Regions from separate parts of the Homo sapiens genome. Here region 2 is linked to region 1. Evidence: chromatin loops called from intact Hi-C (ENCODE). Cell type or tissue: Calu3. All regions are shown on one strand. Links, peaks and the distances in the headings refer to the core of each region. The heading gives the core; the rest is flanking DNA.

Region 1 (8,099 bases), core at 1,382-6,381:
TTGGAGGCTGGGAAGAGTTCAATAAGTGACATTGAGGAACTAAAAGAGCATTATAAATAAAGCCTAATAATATAAGGCAAACCACAATGCTGAGAAGCTTAATGTTCCTGAAAGAAAGACTCATTTAATTGGTTGGAAGGTGCAGTGTAAGGAGGGGTTGGGGGGCAGTTTCCTTCTTGGCTACAACTAACCTTAATACTCTGGTAACAAGTCTGTGCTCAGCCTGTTGGAAATGGGAAAATACAGCACACTTTTTAGCAGGAGCTTATGATTGAAGAGTTATTTAAACGTTAATTTGATGACACATTCTTGGATTGATCAAAGAGAAAAATTAGTAAAAACAAAATTCCATACGTGAATGTTGTGGAAGTCTGAGGGATATAAGCATAATTACAGTGATTGCTATAAAACAGAAAGGAAAGCATGAAAGAGAGAGACAGGAAATAAAAAGCTACAAGCTTTGGTGACTGAATAGATCTGGAAGGAAAAGTTGAAAAAAATGTAGAATGTCTAAAGCAGAGCACAAAAAATGCCAGATGTGGGTGAAATGTGCCAGGCTTGTTGGTGGCCATGTTGGGGGAGGGTGTGTGCACTCTCCTTCGATAAGAAGCCCCCTTCTTTCCTTAGTCTTATGTGCATATAACCTCTGATGACGTTGAAGTTGGCATAGCTAGCTCTAAGGCTTCAGGCTTGGGTGATCAGAAAAAGCACCTAGTAATTTTGCACAGTTGAGGGGAGGGCGTATGAAAAGCCATATGTTGTGTTTTCAAATGTTGGAAAAAATCTTTAAAAACCAATTTACTTCTCATTTTATATGCTCGAGTCAATTCTGTTCTTTAATTATCTAAGTCAACAGAAATAGGTGAGTCTGTTTCATTTTGATTTCAAGTCAGTTTCACTTTTTGTATTTTCATGCACAAACACGAAGAAGTAATGTATTGATTTTTGGACAAATAATCCATACAACATATTATATTTTGTACCACTGCATATAGCACCTCTTTCTGCAGCTCTCGGGACTCTTTGCAATTGACTCATTGCTTGGGCCAATGGCTCAGGCTGGGCCTCTGAACTGAACTACTAGACTTTTAAAAATTACTTTTCAAATGAAAAGTACCATGATCTAAAAAATTTTATTTATATTGAATCCTATGCAGTTCCTGGTTGTGGGAGTTCCATAAAATCCAAATTTCAAATTTGCAAGTTAGCACTTCAGTTTTTTCATAGTGGTCTCACACTTTGATTCTGGGCCAGCTCTTTTTCCTTACCTCTCCATACATGCAGGTTAATGTATCATGAAAATTCATTTATTGACTTTTTTGAGATGGAGTCTTGCTCTGTCGCCCAGGCTGGAGTGCAGTGGCGCAATCTCCGCTCACTGGAACCTCTGCCTCCCGGGTTCAAGCAGTTCTCGTGCCTCAGCCTCCCGAGTAGCTGGGACTACAGAGGCACGCTGCCATGCCCAGCTAATTTTTTTTGTGTGTGTGTTTTAGTAGAGGCGGGGTTTCACCGTGTTGCCACCGTGTTACCTAGGCTGGTCTCGAACTCCTGAGCTCAGGCAATCTGCCCACCTCGGCCTCCCAACATTATAGTCTTTTAAAAATCACAGGCTTTTAAAGCTTTGAGAAAAGCTAAATGCATTCATTATCTATTATCTTCACATGAGTAACCTGAGACTCAGAGGAAATCCAATGACTTACCCAAGATAAACACAGTAATATGAGCCAGAACTAAAATCCAGGACTCCCTGCTCTTTCTTTCTACACCAATCAACTAGACATTTAAATTATGAATAATCATAACTTCTTACTTGCGTTTTAGGTGTTTATAATGCTGGAAATCCCAGCTCAACAACATTGCCTTTTCAACTCCTCAGGAGGGTAAACAACCCCACAAGTTGATGGCGAACCCAGTCAAGTTCATGAACTGGAGCCACATCAGAGGAGTGAACTCAGTGTGAGCTACTTATGCACATTTAGTCCCAGAACTCTGGGGAAACACACTGAGTCCTTTGACACATTTTTGCTCCTTGGTTTATCATTACGTGCTCTTGTCCCAATTACAGTGGATAATTCTTGAGGGCTATTATTAAAATATGAGCAAGAGAAAGAGAGATGCGTAAGTCCTGAATTTAGTACATAATTTAGGCTAGGGGAGCAAAAAGAGTCCAAGTCAGCTCTATAGGGCTTGGGGTCGATGATATTATGATAATTAACATTTATTGAGCTGCTACTATTAACCGTCAAGCACTGGTGCAGATGCTTTTCATGTAGTACTTAATTTAATCCTCACAGCACCCCTGAGTGATTCTCTCAGTCTAGTTTCCCTCAGATGACCGTGAGACAAGTATTCGAGTACAAGCAGTTTATGTAAGAGGTGATCTCAGGGAATACTGGAGGAGTATAAGGAAGTGAGATAGAGGATGGAAAGACGCCAATAAAAGGTGCCTGATGCAACAAATTATGATATGGACAACTGGGGCTTAATCTACCACACATGGTCAGAGCAGCTTCTGTAAATTTAAAACTATTCTCAAGTTTAAAAAGTGCATTTAAAAAATGAATCTTGTCAAATTTAACTGGATTTCAATTGTGTAAAAATGCTAGAGGTGACAAGGAACGCTCACAAGTTTTGTTCAGACTTGCCCATTGTAGGAATGGCCCTGACTTTCGCATACATGAATCAGCTATGTTGGATCATGTATCTTTGCATTGGTGAGACAGGTGCTCCTTAACCTCGGTCACTATTTAGTAATCATATACTTCTTTCCTCTTGGGCATCATCTGCACTGCTGTGAAGGAAGGAGCACCAACAAATCTTTCCCAGAAGTAAAACTGAAAGAAAGAGCCAGTTGTTTCTTGGAAGTGAATTTCAATGTGTGGTACCTGTTTGGCTCACTTTCCAAGGTATGGGTGTTACACATGTGAGGAGGTGACTTAGGCTTGTGCTAGGTTTAATGATTTAGTTGTATAGTACGGTGATATTATTAGATCACCCACAGTTCCCACCCCCAAACTCAGTCGAGTGCACCCATAAAACTGCTGAAATAACAATACACTGTTGTTTTCCAAGCCTTCCATAGCAAAATATCACAGGCTGCATGTCTTAACAATAGAGATTTATTTTTGATAACTCTGGAGACTGAAAATCCGAAATCAATGTGTGGGAAGGGTTGATTTCTCCTGCGGCCCTGCTCCTTGGCTTGCAGGAAGTAGCCTTCTTGCCATGTCCTCATATGACCTTTCCTCTGTGCACAACCATGGCCCTGGTGTCTCTTCCTCTTCTTATAAGGACACCATTCCATCGGATGAAGGCCCTACCCTTCTGACCTCATTTAATCTTAATTACTTCTTTAAAGGCCCTATCTCCAAATACAGTCACATTGTGGGTTAAGGTTTCAACATATTAATTTGCGGAGAACACAATTCAATCCACGAGTGTACCAAATCCCTCATTATTCAAATGAACTTACATAAAAATATGCATTACCCTTGCTGATGCTATTCTGTCAGATAAGCTCTATGCTTTATCTCTGAATTTGTCACACCCTGTTACAATGTGCATATACATTCCTATTCATAATTATCCTGTTATGTTGCCACAGCTGAAATCAGCATTTTGTAAAGGAGGGTGGGGCTGTTAAACTCTGGGAAAAAATAAGACTCAGTGGAATGCTTAAGTGTACCAGGAAAGCAAATGCTATTAAATATTCTTAGACATACATGACTGTTCACCAATGGAGACCAATTTCAAATACGAAAATTAGTTAAGTTCTTGTACACTAGAGAAGAACAGAAGGAATGGGAGAACTTCTGAATTATATAGTCTATTCCAGTTGATCCTTGAACTTCCCATTGCTGGGCCAGTCACAATGGCTAATGCCTATAATCCCAGCACTCTGGGAGGCCAAGGTGGGTGGATTGCTTGAGTCCAGGAGTTCAAGACCAGCCTGGGAAACATGGTGAAACTTGATCTCTACAAAAAAAAATACACATACACACAAAACTAGCTGGGCGTGGTGGTGCACACCTATAGTCCTAACTACACGAAAAGCTGAAGTGATAAGATCTCTTGAGCCCAGGAGGTTGAGACTACAATGAGTCATGATTGCGCCACTGCACTGTAGCCTGGGGAACAGAGTGAGACTCTGTCTCAAAATAAATAAATAATTAAAAAATAAAATACCATTGGTTTCACAGAGAACTAGAGAGCTGAGTAATTACACTAAATTCTTGGCAATATTTTTTTGTGATAATAATTAATATGATTATTCAGGTAACTACTGTCAAACTTTAGAAGTATAGAGATTAACAAGGAATAATAGGCACAAAATAAGAATTATGAAAATATGTCCAAGCTGACAAGAGTTGACTTCAATTTGCTTCACAAAGCTGCCTGACCATGAAAGATACATTACAGTAGCCTGAGATTTGTTAATAAGCTTTTCTTGTTCAAGCTTGCTGAAGTATTTCATGTTTTCAAATTTTATGCCAAGTAAAAATATGTTCACATTTTATAAATATTTAGGAACTGAGTCATGGTGCTCTGGTGTTTTGGTTCCTAAGACATAGTTTTATTTCACTTCTGTGATGGTTAGTTTTAGGTATCACCTTGACTGGATTAAAGGATATCCTTCCTGATAGCTGGTATACCATTGTTTTGGGGTAGGTCTGTGAGGGTGTTTCCAGGAAAGAGTGAATGAGTGGACTGTGTAAGGAAGTTCTGTCCTCACCCAAAGGGGGCATGAACCACCCAATTGGCCAAGCACTGGGATAGAACAAAAAGGCAGGGGAAAGGCAAATTTGCTCACTTGATCTCTTTCCTCTGCGGATGAGTCTATCTTCTCCCGCCCTTGGATATCAGAACTCCATGATCTCCAGCCTTCAGACTCCTGGACTTCCCTCAGTGGCTCCTTACGTTTTCAGGCCTTTGGCCTTGGACTGAGAGTTTCACAGTCAGCTTCCCTGGTTCTGAGGGCTTCAGACTTGGACTGAGCCATACTACCAGCTTTTCTGGTTCTCCAGCTTACAGATGGCTGAGTGTGGGATTTCCCGGTCTCCATAAGCGTGGAAGCCAATTCTCTTAATGAGTCCCCTCTAGTATGTCAATATCTATATATCTATACTAAATCTATCTGTATCTATATTACATATATGTAGAAACATACCCTGCTTATTCTGTTTCTTTAGAGAACCCTAAAAATCTTCTAAGAAAATTATCTTGGAATTGAGCTTTATTAAAAAAGAAGAATGAGTATCTTATTGAATTATGCCTGTACATATTTACCAGTCATCATAAGACTAATATTTAGTTCACCTAAAAAGCTAAGTTTGTAGTTAGATTTTCTCATAGAACATAATTCTTCTGTTCTGCTATTATCATTTATCACATGAGACACACAGGTCTATATAAACCGAAATAGATTTGTTTTGGCCTATATTTGAAGAGCATAAGGCTTAAAATTAAAATAGCATTTTTAAGCTGAGCATAACTTGGAGGTTATAATGTCTATCCTCCTTCAGAAGAGGCACTCTGCCATTTTGTCTCCATTTCATAATTATGAACACCTTTAGTGTGATAAATGAGAAATAACATTGGACAATCAGGAACACTGAAATCCAGCCCTGTCCTGTCTACTTAATGGCTTAGTGAACTTAAGTCAAAGTAAGCTCTAGCTCTGCCATTAGGTAGGCATGAGTTCAAATCCAGGCTCTCCTATTCATCAGTCTGGGACCTCAAGTAAGTTGTCAAATGAGGAATTGATTTCCTTGTGTGCCTAACTTTGGTTAGCATAAAGAAAGATATCATATATCCCAACTTATGTTTTGAGGATTGTCATCTGTAGAATATTCTTATGTTAATCTGCTCTATAAAAATCACAGTTAGGGTTCAAATAGTAAAAATATTTATTTATTTTTTAAAAATCTCAATGAATAAAATAATTTTGTACTGTGGCCATGATGGCCTAGAAGGAAAAGTAATCAGTTTCTAATATTGCCAAATAAAGCCCTCTTGGGTCAGACAGAGTAGTTAAGACCATACTACACTACCCCACCTGTGGTAGGTAGTTTTGTGAGTCAGCTTGGCTGGACTATAGTACCCAGTTATTTAATCAGACACTAACCTGGGTGTTGCTATGAAGATATTTTGTACAAGTGGTTAAAATCTACAACCAGTTGACTTTTTTTTTTTTTAACAAAAAAGAAGATTATCTTTAATAATCTGATGAGTCTTATCCAATCAGTTCAAGGTCTTAAGAGCAAAACTGAGGTTTCCCTGAGGAAGAACTCGCAGCTGTGTGCCACAGTGCCAACTGCTGCCTGGGAGTTTGCAGCCTACCAACTTGCCCTACAAATTTCAGACTTGCCAGCCCCCACAATTGTGAGAGCCAATTTCTTGCAATAAATCTCTTTATGTCCTACTTTATCATTCTATTAGTTCGGTTCTCACATAGAACCCTGGCTAATACACCTCTGTGAACTGGGTTTTAGGGATACAAAAATTAATGAGAAGTAAATCCCAAATTCTGATGTGATAGTATTGGAGGAGAAGCCCGTGTGGAAAACTGAACATGCTCTCAACAGGAACAGTTAGGGAGCAGGGCAGGGAGGGATGATGGGAGAAGAGTGAGGGGGTGCTGTAGTGAATATTCGTGCATGTAGTGGATTAAGTAGAGTCCCACCAAATTCATGTCTACTCAGAACCTCAGAATGTGATCTTATTTGGAAGTAAGGTCTTTATGGGCATTATTAGTTAATAATCTTGAGTTGAAACCATCCTTGATTTAGCCTGGGCCCTAAATCCAATGACTAGTATCCTTTTAAGAAGAGAAGATACAGAGAGATATAGAAAGAAGCCAACGTAAAGATGGAGGCAGATATTGGAATTTTGCTGCCACAAGCGAAGGAACACCTGGGACCACCAAAGCTGGAAGGATTCTTCCTGAGAGTCTTCAGAGGTAGCATGCCCATCTCAACACCTTGATTTCAGGCTTCCAGTCTCCAGAAGATTTCTGTTGTCTTAAGCCACACAATGTGTGATGTATTGTTATGGCAGCCCCAGGAAACTAACATTGGGCACATTATGTTTTCAAACTGAACCAGCTCCCTCACAACTTCAAAGTACAACTGAAGTATTAAAACATGGGGACAGCAATGTCAAATTGTAATCAGAACAAGCATGAAATGCCATTGCCAAGCACATCTCTTCCAAGGAATGACATTCAGATCATGAGCCTATGTGTCCTTGGGGCAAGGGATGGATGAGCAGAGAGAGATATTTATTTATATCTGTATTTATAAATATACATTTATATGCATTTATATTTATGGTCACTGCACCTATGAATAGATCTATCCTTAGAGCTTGGTAAGGATTTCTTAATTCCAAGAAACACATAGTTAAATGTCACATGTCCAGTTTCAATGAAAGCAGACTCTGAGGTAGAGATAAGCCTGCAGGATGTTTGCTGGGGAAGGCTTCTGGGATTAACACCTGTGAAGGAAAGTAAAAGAAGCAAGATAAGCAAACGAGAAGTTGGATGGTTGTGTAGTCACTGTATGGCCTCTGCCAACCCCACCATCACATTGAGTTCCTGAAAGCTGAGATAACCCTTGAAAATTGGTCCGTATATCCATTGAATAGGAGCTGCCCTTGGGAAGGGGACATGGCCTTGGGTGTAAAACCTCCATTTAGTGCCAGGTGCAGTGGCTCACACCTGTAATTCCAATACTTTGGGAGGCTGAGGTGGGCGGATCATGAGGTCAGGAGATTGAGACCATCCTGGCTAACACGGTGAAACCCTGTCTGTATAAAAATACAAAAAATTAGCCGTGTGTGGTGGTGGGTGCCTGTAGTCCCAGCTACTCAGGAGGCTGAGGCAGGAGAATGGCGTGAACCTGGGAGGCAGTGCTTGCAGTGAGCTGAGATCGGTCCCCTGTACTCCAGCCTGGGCAATGGAGCAAGACTCTGTCTCAAAAAAAAAAAAAAAAAAAAAAAGCTCCATTTAGTTTAGGCAGCTCTCAGAGGGAAAAGCTAGAAGCAGAAGGGGGATCTCAGTGGACAGTGCAGCATCCATTACATCAGGTTGCTAAGAAGTA
Region 2 (8,099 bases), core at 1,235-6,234, 81 kb after region 1:
ATCCATCTTGATTTAATTCTTGTATATAGTGAAAGGTAAGGGTCCAGTTTTGTTCTGCATAGGGCTAGCCAGTAATGACAGCACCATTTATTGAATAGGGAGTCCTTTACCCATCACTTATTTTTGTCAACTTTGTCAAAGGTCAGATGGCTGTATGTGTCTGGCTTTAGTTCTGCATTCTCTAACCTGTTCCTTTGGTCAATATGTGTGTTTTTGTATCATTACTATGCTATTTTGGTTACTGTAGCCTTATAGAATAGTCTGATGTCAGGTAATGTGATGCCTCCGGCTTTGTTCTTCCTGCTTAGGATTGCTTTGGCTATTCAGGCTCTTTTTTGGATCTCTATGAATTCTAGAACATATTTTTCTAATTCTGTGAAAAATGATGTTGGAAGTTTGATAGGAATAGCATTGAATTTATAGATTGCTTTGGGCAGTATGACCATTTTATAGATACTGATTCTTCCATTCCATGAGCATGAAATCGTTTTCCATTTGTTTTGGTTATCTATGATTTCTTGCAGCAGTGTTTTGAAGTTCTCCTTGTAGAGATCATTTACCTTCTTGATTAGCTGTATTTCTAGGTATTCCAGGTTATTATTTCTGATCATCACAGACAATACTGAATTCTCAATTAGGCTCTCTGCTTGAATGTTATTGGTGTATAGAAATGCGACTGGTTTTTCTACATTGATTTTGTATTCTGAAACTCTACTGAGGTCATTTATCAATTCTAGGAGCCTTTTGATGGAGTCTTTAGGGTTTTCTAGGTACAGAATAATATTATCAGTGAATATAAACAGTTTGACTTCTTTTCCTATTTGTATGCCTTTTATTTATTTCTCTGGGCTAGAATTTCCAGTACTATTTTGAAGTCATAAAGGTAGGCATCCTTGCCTTGTTCAGTTTCTTAAGGGGAATGCTTCCAGCTTTTTCCCATTCAGTATTACGGCTGTACGTTTATCATTGATGGTTCTTGTTATTTTGAGGTATGTTCTTTCAATGCCTAATTTGTTGAGGGTTTTTATTATGAAAAGGTTTTATCAAAAGCCTTTTTTCACATTAATTGAGATGATTATGTATTTTTTGTTTTTGATTATTTTATGTGGTGAATCAAATTTATTGATTTGTTTATGTTGAAACAACCTTGTATTCCAGGAATAAAGCCTACTTGATCATGATGGATTAGCTTTTTGATGTCCTGCTGGATTTGATTTGCTAGTATTCTGTTGAGGATTTTTGCATCTATGTTCGTCAGAGATATTGCCTTGTAGTTTTCTTTTTGTTGTTGTTGTTGTGTCTTATGGGCAAAATACTTAAATAGACATTTCTACAAAAGAGGTATATAAATGTCCAATAAACGTACGAAATCATGCTAATCATCAAGGAAATGCAAATCAATAAAAGCACTAAGAAATACTACTTCATACACTTTAGAATTGCTATTTTAAAAAATAAAACAGAAAATGACACGTGTTGGCAATAATGTGGAGAAATTATAACCCTTGTGCACCAGTGGTAGAAAATGTAAAATGGTGCAGTCCTTGTGGGAAAAGATGGCTGTTCTTCCAAAATTAAACTAGAATTACCATACGATCCAGCAATTACACTTCTGGGTATATGCTCAAAAGAAGTGAAAGCAGAGACTTAAACAGGTATTTGTACACTCATATTCATAGGAGCATTATTGACAATGGCCAAAAAAATAGAAACAACCCACTGTTCATCAGTGGATGAATGGATGAATACAGTGTGGTATATACACACAATGGAATATTATTCACCTTAAAAATGAATAAAATTCTGGCACATGCACAACATAGATAAACCTTGAAGACATTATGCTAAGTGAAATAAGCCAACATAAGCCAAATGAAAAGGAAAAATATTGTATTATTCTACTTATATGAGGTATCTAGACTAGTCAAATTTACAGAGATGGAAAGTAGAATGGTGGTTGCCAGGGGTTGGGGGAGGGAAGAGTGGGAAGTTTCAATTTAATGAGTAGAGTTTTAGTTTGGGAAGGGGAAAAGTTCTGGAGATGGATAGTGGTGATCCTTGTACAACAATGTGTTCTTAATGACATTAAGTTTAATGACATTAAACTCTACAATTACAATTTTAAAAAGTACCTTTATCATCAACTCTCTTGCCTGGTGAAATTCCAACACCAATTAAATCAGAATAATTCCATGAACCTTTGTAGTTGAACTTGGCTGCAGAAAAGTGACAAATATTGCTGACTGATCTTTCTATAAATTTAAACCACAACAGTCATACTGATCCTTTAACAATCTGTCAGATCATCTTTCTCTTCTTGATAAATTCAAAAATGCTTTCCCATCACAAAATAAAATCCAAGTCCTTATACAACCTGGCACATTTATTGCTCATGTATTTCATTTCTACTGCACTTTCCTTTAATTACGCTATGCCTACCCACACTGGCCTTCAGGTTCTGTCACAATGCCAACCATATTTCCACATTGGGACCATTGCATTTGCCATTGTGTACAGACTTGGAATGCCCTTCCCCTAAATATTAGCTAGATGGTTTCCCTCACGTTCTTTAATTTAGTAGTCAAAATTCACCTTAGAGAGGCTTTCCCTGCCCACTTTGTCTGAAAGAGCAATCTCACCACTCTCTTTACCCTTATGCGGTTTTATTTTTTTTCTCATAGCACTTAACACCATGTGCTATTATATGACATAATTCATTCTGTGTCCATTGTCTATTTTCATCATTAGAATAATTTCATGTCAACATTGACTTTTGTTCAGTGTTATATTTTCAGCACCTAGAGAGTGTCTGCTAGTTGGCTGTATGTCCAGAAGAATCAACATATGTAGTTTAGGTATTTCTAAACCACGAAAGTTGCTTAATACACATATCCCAAGAATGTGCTAGAGGCAGAGTTAACAGTGTTTCTAGATTAGCTGCTCTCTTCATTGTACATTGTAAATGACAAACAACTAGAGCATCAGGGTCCCTTTGCTGCACCCACAGTCTTGCTTTTCCAGTCGGTATTACCATTCTTTCAGGAGGTTTGCTCCTAGAACTGGTGATGTAAAGAAGGGAAGTAGCTGTATAAGAACTTCAAGGGCTAATCCCTGGAAAGGAAGCAAAGGGATAATACCTTTTTAAGGGAAACAGTTTTATCAGTATCATTTGACCAGCCATAGATATGAGTTTACAGAGGCTTCCTGGCCTTTCTCCCAATTATGTTGTCTCTAAAACATGGAGACTCCATTTATCCCTCACCTAATGTAGCTACTATGGGCCATATTACCAGTGTGCATCGTGCTCTATAATTCCTAGTAATTTTTATTCTGAATGTGAAGGGAAGTGTCTTTCAACTTAAGAATCCCCAGGAGGACTTTATTATACCTCAGAATTTGGAAGTGCCCTGAAATTTTACTTTTAAAAATTATTTGTACTTTTTGAGGTGCTATAACATTCTTATATGTATCATTCTGTAATTAACTCTCTAGCTTAACTATAAATGGTAACTAAATTTTAAAGAGCCAATTGTAGGTATCCCAATATAACATTAAGAAAAACTAAAGGAATACACTTTTTTGCTACTTTGTTGGGGTGAAGTACTTAAAAGGGTAAGGTAGAAAGAAGAGACAAAGTCCTGAACCTTTCAAAATGGGAAATTAATTTTAAACTTAAAAACATGTCTTCATTACCTATTGCCGATACTGTCTTTGCATAAATAAATAAAAATAAGAAATATTTTAAAAAACATGTTTTTAATAATGCAATTACTTACTGGCTCCTCATAAAGAGCTTAGCATCTAGCCTAGAATAAGAATTAGTTACATGGGTGGATCCTAACATTCCTTTGAAATTTTTATGCTTTATATTTGAACTTTTCCAATCTCTTCAAGAAGATGAGCTCTTTGTTGTCTCATAATGGACTTAACTTTAGCCTGTTTATGTGAGCAAATTGTGTCTTTTGTAGGCTTTTAGTTTAATAGAATGAACTATGACAGTCTGATGTTATGCACATTGGCAATTTTGACCCCAGTATGGTTGAATGTATAGAATGTGAACATACACTAAATAGCTTTAAAACCCTCTCTTGTCTTGAACTGGTGAATTTTTACGTTAGCAAAAACTAATTCTAGAAAATGTGCCTACTGATTTTTTTTGGAATTAGGGCATCTTCTCTAAGTAATTTATGTTTTTAAAAAAATTATTTTCAAGTTTGTTTGTGATGAACCAAATCCCACTGCTGACTGGTGGAATTTTTAGGTGGATAATAAAAACAATATTTTATAAAGAAAACAGCTCTTATTTATTTAAGGAAGATGCTCTAATGAGGGTCAAAATCATATTTTGCAGTGTTAATTATTTCTCTATGAGAGGCCTATTATGTTAGCTCCATGCATGTATAGCTATGAATATATAGCTATGTATATATTTGTATATGCCTTATAGATTATGGTACGTTAGAGAGTCTTACCATGTTCCTCTACAGGATGTCTATTTAAGGTTTTCTATTAAAAATACTTTTAATCAAATCAATTAGTTCTTTTTCTGCTTAATCATACACTTATCCCTGTTTGAAATAATACATGCAGTGGAAATCCACTGATACTCATCCACCAAAAATATTTTAGTCATTTTCTCTTTGGAGCCAGATAAAGTTGAAATTCATTGTAGGTGGCTTAGAGTGTATTATTAGGTATTTTTGTGCTGTCTGACTTTCTGAAACTCCAAACACTTTTAACGATTAAAACAATTTTACTTAATAAGAGGCTTTGTGGTGAAATGATTGACTAGTTGCTATCTGCAAACAGCAATTTATAACCAAAAGGAGCTCTAAGATCCTGAAAATAATTGGTAGCTCGTTATTTGAATTAAATTGCTGAGTTTAGCTTTCCATTTAAATTTAAGCACAACCACATTTACCAACTATTAGTGTAGGCTTGGTAAATGAGTGTGCTCCCTCATATCACTCTTCCAAAACAACAAAATGACAGTGGAACTATAAATGGATGAAGTTCCAAAGGCTTAATAATTCAATTAACTAAATCAGTATTCAATAATAAAAAGGTTTGCTCCTACTTTCAAAAGGATATCTTTGCATTAAAGTTTCCTTACAAGTGGCTGAAGGACTAGCTAGACAGAAAGTTGCTATTTGGAACTTGGTCCTGAATGAGCACACAGTGTAACTCCATTTATGGCCACTTAGCTCGTTAACAGTCTCATGGCTAGAGTACCCAGAACCATTCTATATCTCACCGAGCCTTGGATGACCAGAATCCATAAGTTAAATGTGGGCAGGGACACATAACACAAATGGGTCAGTGCTACTATTCAGAGCTTGGGGTTATGCTGCGGATGGTTTGTCATCTTACATGAAGGACGAGATCTGAGTTTGTAATATTATAGGCCCCCTGATTCCAACACAAGCAGAGATGCTCAATTATTCCAGGCACTGCGCTAGACACTTTGCCTAAAGCAATTATCATCATCACAATAATCCTCTGATGAGGACTTTATTATTCTCCATTTAGATATGAGGACACTGATCTTCATAGTTAATGAATGAGCCAAACTATTGAGATTTTTTTTTTAAATTTAGGATTACTTAAATCCAGTGTTTGGTATCTTCCTACTAACCCAGTCTTTCTTAAAGCATTTAGGGTTTCAAATGAAATAGATCTATCCCCGTTATGTTTCAAAGACAACATGTTAGTGGGTAAATTGATGGTTCTGTGATTGCTTCAGTAGTTCCTAACTAAGGGCTGGGATTGCCACATGAATGAGCAGGTTAGCTTGATAGGCTCAGTGGGAAGGTCTCTCTGCACAGGTGTGCAGCCTTTGAGAAGTGCAGAGACAAGCTCCTTGCTGTTATTACGCAATGTGTTATTTCAGGACAAATTTATGCTTCTCCTAGGGAGCCTTCTAGAGTAATAATCTCTGACAAATGGTGATCCTGCTATACCTAGTCTCCCTGAATAGCTCCACCTGAATTTATTTTGCATGTAAATTACAGTGCTCATGTTAAAGAATCCCATAGATGTAGCTTTATTTCTACTTGTTAAGACCAAAAAGAAAAATGTAATGATTTGTTAAGATCATCTTTCAATCATTCTGCACTTTCTCCCAAGTGTTAATTTTCTTGCAAGTAGAAATAAGGAACTTGGGCTTCCCTTCCATTAAAAAAAAAAAAAATACCATTGTGAAAGTTTATGTGACCAGGTCCTGCAAACAACCAGAGACAAATATAAGCAGGTGTGCATATCATATCAAAATACTGCATTTTCCTTTTCTTGCATTTTTAAACATTAGTCGCAACTTTGTTTTGTTTTAATTTAGTGGAAAATAAATGTAATCGCTGTAATTTCATGTATAATTATTAGTAAAATGCCACTTTTACCTTTTCCATGGTCCTCATTTATTGTCCCCATTCTCTCTGTAAGCAGAATCTCCCCCAGGTGCTTCAAATTTTCAATGCTCAATTCCAGATTGATATTCTTTCCTCTACCATTAACTAAAGCTTTATCTGTGAAATGATTATTTTGTCCCATTTTTTCTTGATTAAAACAAACCAAAAGATGAAATTAAGAGAGAAGTAAGTAGAATAAAGCTCTCTTTATTACCTTTACCTTCTTCTAAATTGTTCATTGAGTAGCTTGTGAGGAGAGGTCATTAAAAGCATCATTAGTTGAAAAACACAGGCTTGTCTTTCCACATCCCCTACAGTTATATATCACACACTTCTTCTATAATTAGAATAATGCCAGCACTTTATAAATGGTCACTGACTGGTCTTGATTTATTAAAAGTCTAGACAAGTAAATGCACAAGATAGCCCTTTACACAGGGAGTATCTAAGTTTCCCTTGCTATATATTCAGACATCTAAAAGTTGTCCAGAATGTGCTACCATATCATCCTTTATTCTTAGGAAAATTCATTGTTTGTCCTGGTGAAAGTCAGTTTTACTTTTCTAGTCTTGTTTTGTTGGTTATATAAAGAATGGAGTAATTTTCAGCATCTATTCAAAAGCTTAATTATTTATAAAATTAAATAGTTTTTAAAATGAAAGTAAAATAATGTTATTTTATATTTAGTACTTTTGGAAGGTCCAGAAGGATATGTTCTGCTTAGTTAACCACATTGTGTTTTTTCTTTTGGAAATGCAAAGAAAGTATCTAATAATTTAAATATATATATATATATATATATATATATATATATATATATATATATATAATTTCTCTCATTTCTTCTTTTTAGCAGGGATCTACTTGTCTCTACCCAGAAATACAGATATAAAGTCAATGGAAGAGATAGATAGATAGATAGATAGATAGATAGATAGAAAGACAGACAGACAAAAAGATAGATGGATAGCTATTATTAACCTTTTATGACATTGAAAGAATGCATGCTGCCCTCTGGAGTCCACAAAAGGAAAATGCAAACCAAGTTTTTCTATCATCTTTAATATTTAAAATGTTTAATGCTACAAGTTGGAAAATAAACTGTATCTTTTACCTTTGCAATAAATAACATATAAGTAGCGCGACTAACAGGGAAGGGTTATGTTGAATCCTTAATTTGACCTTATGACGCATGTTTTCATGAAGTAATGAGGATTTTTCCCCTTACAATTTACTCACTATGTCTTTCCCAGTTACCAAAGGGCACAGAAATAAGTGTTAATGAAGAGAAAAATAGAGGATGAGATTAACAAAAAACAAATTAATCTTTGTGCCTACTTAATATCTTTTTGAAATATATATTACTTTGCACTTCAGATCATACTTTAAACTTTCTTATATAACATGTATGCCAAGTTTATGAAGTGAAAAATGTGGTTAAGAAAGATGATAATTAAAGAAAAGCTGTGAACATGGAATTGGGAATATATTCTTTCTATAGTAAGGCAACTTTTCTCTTATGAAAGTTAAAATAACACAGTGAAAGAGAAAGCCTTTGCTGCTACCTACTGAAGTGTGTGTGTGTGTATGTAGTGAGATAGATAGATGATAGATATATAGATAAATAGATAAATATGATCTCAGGCTTAGAACATAAGAGGTTGATTAATCATAAAAATGCAAGAGTTTCTATTT

What was found. Peaks named below come from ENCODE experiments on the same cell type or tissue, not always from the same donor. Only the 100,000 strongest peaks of a DNase experiment are listed, where the experiment ranks them.
Region 2: a loop joins it to region 1, with 2.3 times the contacts of the local background. A loop is called at or near these places in 2 of 110 quality-filtered maps.

What each region holds. Positions count from the first base shown.
Region 1 is chr18:60,889,039-60,897,137 of GRCh38, reverse strand. No RefSeq gene overlaps it. Among named protein-coding and RNA genes, the nearest start is that of CDH20, 440 kb to the left of the region's middle. In Calu3, for the core only: no CTCF peak of the experiment used is centred there; DNase peaks (open chromatin) are centred at 1,907, 2,417 and 4,077.
Region 2 is chr18:60,807,907-60,816,005 of GRCh38, reverse strand. No RefSeq gene overlaps it. Among named protein-coding and RNA genes, the nearest start is that of MC4R, 440 kb to the right of the region's middle. In Calu3, for the core only: no CTCF peak of the experiment used is centred there; no DNase peak of the experiment used is centred there.